Linked DNA regions of Homo sapiens: region 2 is linked to region 1. A link is a loop called in an ENCODE intact Hi-C map of the cell type or tissue named here. Cell type or tissue: mammary epithelial cell. All regions are shown on one strand. Links, peaks and the distances in the headings refer to the core of each region. The heading gives the core; the rest is flanking DNA. Region 1 has its middle 13 kb from the start of LINC02525. Region 2 overlaps BPHL (biphenyl hydrolase like).

What was found. Peaks named below come from ENCODE experiments on the same cell type or tissue, not always from the same donor. Only the 100,000 strongest peaks of a DNase experiment are listed, where the experiment ranks them.
Region 2: a loop joins it to region 1, with 15 times the contacts of the local background. A loop is called at or near these places in 17 of 110 quality-filtered maps.

What each region holds. Positions count from the first base shown.
Region 1 is chr6:3,207,645-3,210,554 of GRCh38, reverse strand. No RefSeq gene overlaps it. Among named protein-coding and RNA genes, the nearest start is that of LINC02525, 13 kb to the right of the region's middle. RefSeq lists enhancers at 976-1,065, 1,066-1,360, 308-1,507. In mammary epithelial cell, for the core only: a CTCF peak has its summit at 1,274; DNase peaks (open chromatin) are centred at 1,204 and 2,274; H3K27ac peaks cover 2,179 bases.
Region 2 is chr6:3,124,848-3,127,757 of GRCh38, reverse strand. It overlaps BPHL (biphenyl hydrolase like), which reads right to left. Exons shown (of 7, transcript NM_004332.4): 3 at 350-516. Among named protein-coding and RNA genes, the nearest start is that of BPHL, 7.6 kb to the right of the region's middle. In mammary epithelial cell, for the core only: a CTCF peak has its summit at 1,224 (motif pointing left); no DNase peak of the experiment used is centred there.

The DNA.
Region 1 (2,910 bases), core at 230-2,729:
CTCCTCCTTTCTCTCATTCCTGGACATAGCCCAAGGATGGACCTCGGCCTTCGGGTCCTGTATTGCTCCCTCAGTTATCTCTGGGCCACCGGTGATGGAGACACTTCCTCATGTAGACATTCAGCATTGTCTTTGGGGTGTTCCATCACCTTCAGTAGATCCTGGGGGTCTCTGTGGCCCTGGTCTGGGGCTCCTCACTGGCCTCATCCCGCTTCTCCTGATCCTGCTCAGGTTTCCTCGGGCAGAGCTGCTTGCCTGTGACAGTTCCAGCCTTCACTGAACTCCTCTGTCTGCCCCAGCAGCAGGGGCTACAGCCTGAGCCTGATTATGCTGGAGGTTATAGGGACTCAGTGGGCCACATCAGCTCCTGGGAACACATGCACCCCCAGCAGCACAGCCCTAACCTCATTAACTTATCTTAGAACCACTCATAAGTCTCTAGTTCCTCTGAGTGGTTTCTTTAGCTTATAGCTCATGCTCCCAGCAATAAACAAAAAGAGCTCGTTTGCTAAAGGTTCTGTGTGATTCTTGGAGCATCAAGCAGCTCTGCCCCCGGGGCCCAAATGATAAGCAGGCGTCACTCCACTCACATGCCCTGTGACTTGGCAAGCTCCTTAACCTCTCTGGGCTTTAGTTTCTTTATCTGTGAAATAGAAATTTCATCTGTGAAATAGTAACGATCATTATGATTCATAAGGTTAAATCCAAAAGAGTACCTAGAACAGTGCCTGGTGTATAGCAGTTCTTGACATTGTTGGTTATCATCGTTGTCATTGCTGAAGCCATTCAAGGCAGTGCAGAAGAATTCTCACCTCTTAGACAGAGTGCCCCGTAAAGCAAGCACCCTTGGGAGCCGTGGCTGGTGCCCAGGTCAGAGAGCAGGAAAGTGGGAATTCCATGTGGTAACTGAGTGAGGGGGAGTCATGAGTCACACTCTGGGGACTCTCCAAAGTACTAGGTTGAATCATATGAAATTGCTGGGGCTTTTGGAGAAAACCATAGGTTTCTATTAGTGTGGCCCCACTTGCAGTCTCAAGCAGAGGAGACTGGGAAAATACGGATTTCTCAGGTCTCCCACTCTTCCTACTTCTTCCGGGTTCTCCTGATGATTCATCTGCAGGGCGGAGCTTCTGAGTCTACACCCGGCTCCTCTAACCCTCAAGTGCCTACTCATCACCTGGGGATCTAGTTAAATGCAGATTCTGGCTTAGTTGGTCTAGGGCGGGGCCAGAGATTCTACATTTCCACCAAGTTCCCAGCTGATGCCGCTGCTGCCTGATCGTGCTGCGAGGAGCAGAGCTCTAGCATGTCGTCAGCAGGCCTTTGACTCATCCTAGCTCCAGAGATCCCAGAAGTCGCCCTTTCCCTTGCAGCCCCGGTAAATTAAAAACAGAATGAAACAAAGCTGCAGCAGGGCAGCAGCATCTGTGTCAAATTCCCCCACCCCACCTGTCTGGAGAGTTTCATAGGTGACACTTTTCGCTGCAGGCCCATTAAGCCTATTAAAAGGGATCTTTTTCCCTTTCCTTTCTTCACTGACCATTTGTTCAACAGATATTTACTGAGCACCCACCATTGACAGATACTACACTAAGAAGAGAGATTCCAATCTATGCTTTGTACTGCAGCCAGGGTGATTATCAGAATTGAAAACCTGATCCTGTTATTTCACTTCTTAAACTCTCATTTCCCTGAAGTATAAAGTGCAAGTGTCCTAATACAATGCTGAATACCCTCTGAAAGCAGACTTCTACCCTGATTGACAGTCACCCTACCTCTAGCCCTACCCAGTACCTGAAAGCTTCCCCTGCTCCCTGCTGACCAGCCCCCAAGCTTGGGCTCCTGCTCTCTCTCTCTCTCTCTCTCTCTCTCTACCTCACTCTTCCGAGCCTGCCCTTGCCACCTCATCCATCACTCATCCTTTTCAAGATAAAGCTCCCCACCACGCCGTTCAGGGAGTCTTCTCGGAACCGAGGTGGATTTCCTAAGCCCCCTTGGTTCTGACAACTTTACATAGAAATTCTGTCAGTTCCTTTCTCCACAAAACTTTAAGTTTCTCAGACATAGAGAAATGTCTCAGTCATTTCCCCATCAGCCAGTTTTGGCGGAGCTGCATTTCGGTCTAAGCGCTATGCTGCCTGGTAGGAATTCCTTCTTGCCTGCAAGTTTTCCCGTCTCAGAGGTTCATGGCCCCGACCTGCTTCCAGTCATTAGTGTTGGCTCCCAAGCAGCTGGCAAAGGGCTGGGTCACAGATTGCTGAGGGATGGAAAAGGATCCAGGGCAAATGTGCGTCATCCGTGGTATGCAATGTTTTACAGCTCAGCTATGGAGACAGAATCAGTAACAGCCCATCAGGAAAGGGTGAGGAGAATACCAAGGAAGCAAGAGAAGGACAGGAGGAAGGGTCACTGATGTCTCCCGAGAACCACGGTACCCTTAGAAATGCAGTGTGCTGGGGAACCTTAGATACACTCCCACCCTGAAATTCTCTCAACTGTGGATATAATGAGATGAAAAGGGAATCCAAACTCTTTGCAGCTTCTAAAACGAGTCCCATCTTGCTTCGCCTAATGTTTGGAAGGGCTAATCTTCCCTAATTTGGCAGCTGTTGCAACCATTTCACTTTCGTGTCACTGAATTGCTAAAAATCTTTCTTTTCTTTGACACAGAGTCTTGCTCTGTCGCCCAGGCTGGAGTGCAGTGTTGTGATCTCAGCTCACTGCAACCTCCACCTCCCGGGTTCAAGTGATTCTCCTGCCTCAGCCTCCCAAGTAGCTAGTAGCATGTGCCACCACGCCCAGCTAAATTTTGCATTTTTAGTAGAGATGGGATTTCACCACATTGGCCAGGCTGGTCTTGAACTCCTGACCCCAGGTGATCCACCCATCTTGGCCTCCCAAAGTGCTAGG
Region 2 (2,910 bases), core at 285-2,784, 83 kb after region 1:
ATAAATGCATATTTATTGACATGAAAGTTATTTCCTTGAAAAATTGTTCAACAAAAATAGTAAGTTAGAAAAACGTTAGGTGTAGCACGATGCCATCAATATGAAACTGCGTTTGTGATGTAATAAGACTGGCCAGAAAGCAGAGCCGCCAAGATTTGGTAGTGTCTCTAGAGAGCTGGACTGTGGGCTATTTCTACTTTCTTCTTTATACCTATTTGAACTCTTGGGGTTTTCTATAGCAATCACATGGTATTATTTTGTAGAAAAATATAACAACAAAATTTAAACAAAATAAATGAAGACAGGCCCAGCCACCCTTCCTCCCCTGGCCCTTCCCTCAGAGACCTACCTTCATCAAATCAACAGCATCTTTTGCATCCCTTTCAAAAAAGTCTGCTGGGAAATCGCGATCTGGGGGCCTGGAATGTCCATAGCCTCGAGGATCCCAGGCGACCACCGTGAAGAGCTTCTTATTGAGGTTCTTGAGCTGAGGTCCAAAATCAGTCTCTCCACTTCCTAAAAACAGCCACTTGGTTACCCTCAGGTGATCGCTTTCACTATCAAACACATTACAGTGAAAACAGAAGCAATAACAATCTTAAAAGCAAAGTAGTTTCTACTCAAAGTGGTCAGAATGTAATCAGGAAAGCAGCCTTGCAATGACTTAATCCATCCACTCGAAGAAAGGAGGCAGGCTGACCGGGTGCGCCTGTAATCCTAGCACTTTGGGAGGCCGAGGCGGGCGGACTGCCTGAGCTCAGGAGTTCGAGACCGGCCTGGGCAACACGGTGAAACCCCATCTCTACTAAAATACAAAAAAAAAAAAAAAAAAAAAATGTAGCCGGGCATGGCGGTGTGCGCCTGTAGTCCCAGCTACTCAGGAGGCTGAGGCAGGAGAATTGCTTGAACCCGGGAGGCGGAGGTTGCAGTGAGCCCAGATCGCGCCATTGCACTCCAGCCTGAGCACAGGGCAAGACTCAGTCTCCAAAAAAAAAAAAAAAAGGGGCCGGGCGCGGTGGCTCACGCCTGTAATCCCAGCACTTTGGGAGGCCAAGGCGGGCGGATCGCTTGAACCAGGGAAGCAGAGGTTGCAGTGAACGGAGATTGCGCCACTGCACTCTACCCTGGTGACAAAGTGCGACTCTGTCCCTCCACCAAAAAAAAAAAAAAAGGAGGCGCGCTTCCTTTCCCGGCGGAGTGCAGGCCTGCCTCCGACCTCCCCCTGGTGGCTATTTTGAGAAAGACAGAGGCCCTGGGTCTTCCTTTGCTTCTGTATTATTTCAGCACTTTTGAAACCTCTTTGGCTTAATCTTCCTTTTCTAAAGGAAAGAATTAATGAAACTGTATACAAATTAATTCACAGATATGCTTCTGGGTTATCTATTCTTCTTAAAACAATGACTTACACATGAGAGGGATCTCTATAATATCTGCAAAGAAATTTATGAGATTTGGTCCAAGTTATTCAAAGTAGAATTCTAAAATTCCAGATTTTTAATTTTTTTTTTTTTTACTAAGCTAAGGTGAATAGCCTAAAGATTTTATTTTGTAGTTATAATTAAAAACCAGGAAAACTAAACAAAAACACTGAAATGCAGAAGGGGTATGGAGGAAAGAAACCAAATCAGTTTCATCAGAACAGTATGAAACAGCCCATGCTAAAAGCTGAATTCTATTAGTGGGCCTGCAGGGAGCTTGGCCGCTAGTCCACAGCCCACCACGTGGTCCCTGTAGGTGTGGTGTGTTCACACCTACTGTGCACAGTGCAGAAGGCCACTCTCACAGAGCCCAGTCCAGGGGCAAGTCAGCATTTTATCAGTGAAGTCTGCTGATTTCTGAGGACTTCTACCTCAGGCCACAAATGACTACTAACCACTTTGCCTGACAAACCATATTAGAAAATGTCTTTCAAGGTGGTGCAGGATCATTCAACATTGTCAAGGCCTATCATTTTTCCTGGCAAGATATATCTTTCCCAAGATCAAGTAAACCATTCAGAAAATTCAAGCCAAAACCAAATGAATAGATCTCCAGCCCACATCTGCTGCTGTGACCCATGAGGCTTCTCTTCTGCCTCTGACCTGGAGGGGTTCTGGCCACGGAAGTACCCTGAAGGAGGGGCAGGAGGTGAGAAGATGGGAAAAAAGAACAGTCTAAAAGACCAATTTCAGAAACAAGAAGGCATTTGCTCCCTGGCACACATGTACACATTTGAAGACCAGTGCCAAGAATATAAAACTTAAAAAAACATTTAAGGAATACATGTACATAGTTATCAGCATGTAACATCTGAGAGGCCTGTGGGGAGGGGAACTGGGTGCTGAGGATAGGACAGGAGAGAGAATCTCCTCTGGTCCATTTTTTTTAATATTGGAATCATGCTAATACTTTACATAAAAAAAAATTAAATTGGGGACAGGTGCTGTGGCTCATGCCTGTAATCCCAGCATTTTGGGAGGCCGGGGCGAGTAGATCACCTGAGGTCAGCAGTTTGAGACCAGCCTGGACAACATGGTGAAATCTCGTCTCTACTAAAAATACAAAATTAGCCAGGCATGGTGGTGCACACCTGTAATCCCAGCTACTCAGGAGGCTGAGGCAGGAGAATCGCTTGAACCTGGGAGGTAGAGGTTGTGGTGAACCAAGATAGTGCCACTGGCTCCAGCCTGGGCAACAGTGAGACTCCCTCTCAAAAAAAAAAAAAAAAATTAAATTGGTAAGTTTTTAGCACCTGGACAATGACTGCAATACCGAAATAATGGAAAGCTAAGATAGGCAATGTTTTTACAGATAACTTTAGCTCCCCATCAGCCATGAGAGTCAGTGTCCTTGTTCATCAGGTTAAGGAAAACAAAGGTACCAAACACCATTTAGACACACGTGCAACAGTGCCACGATCCGCTGAGGCTC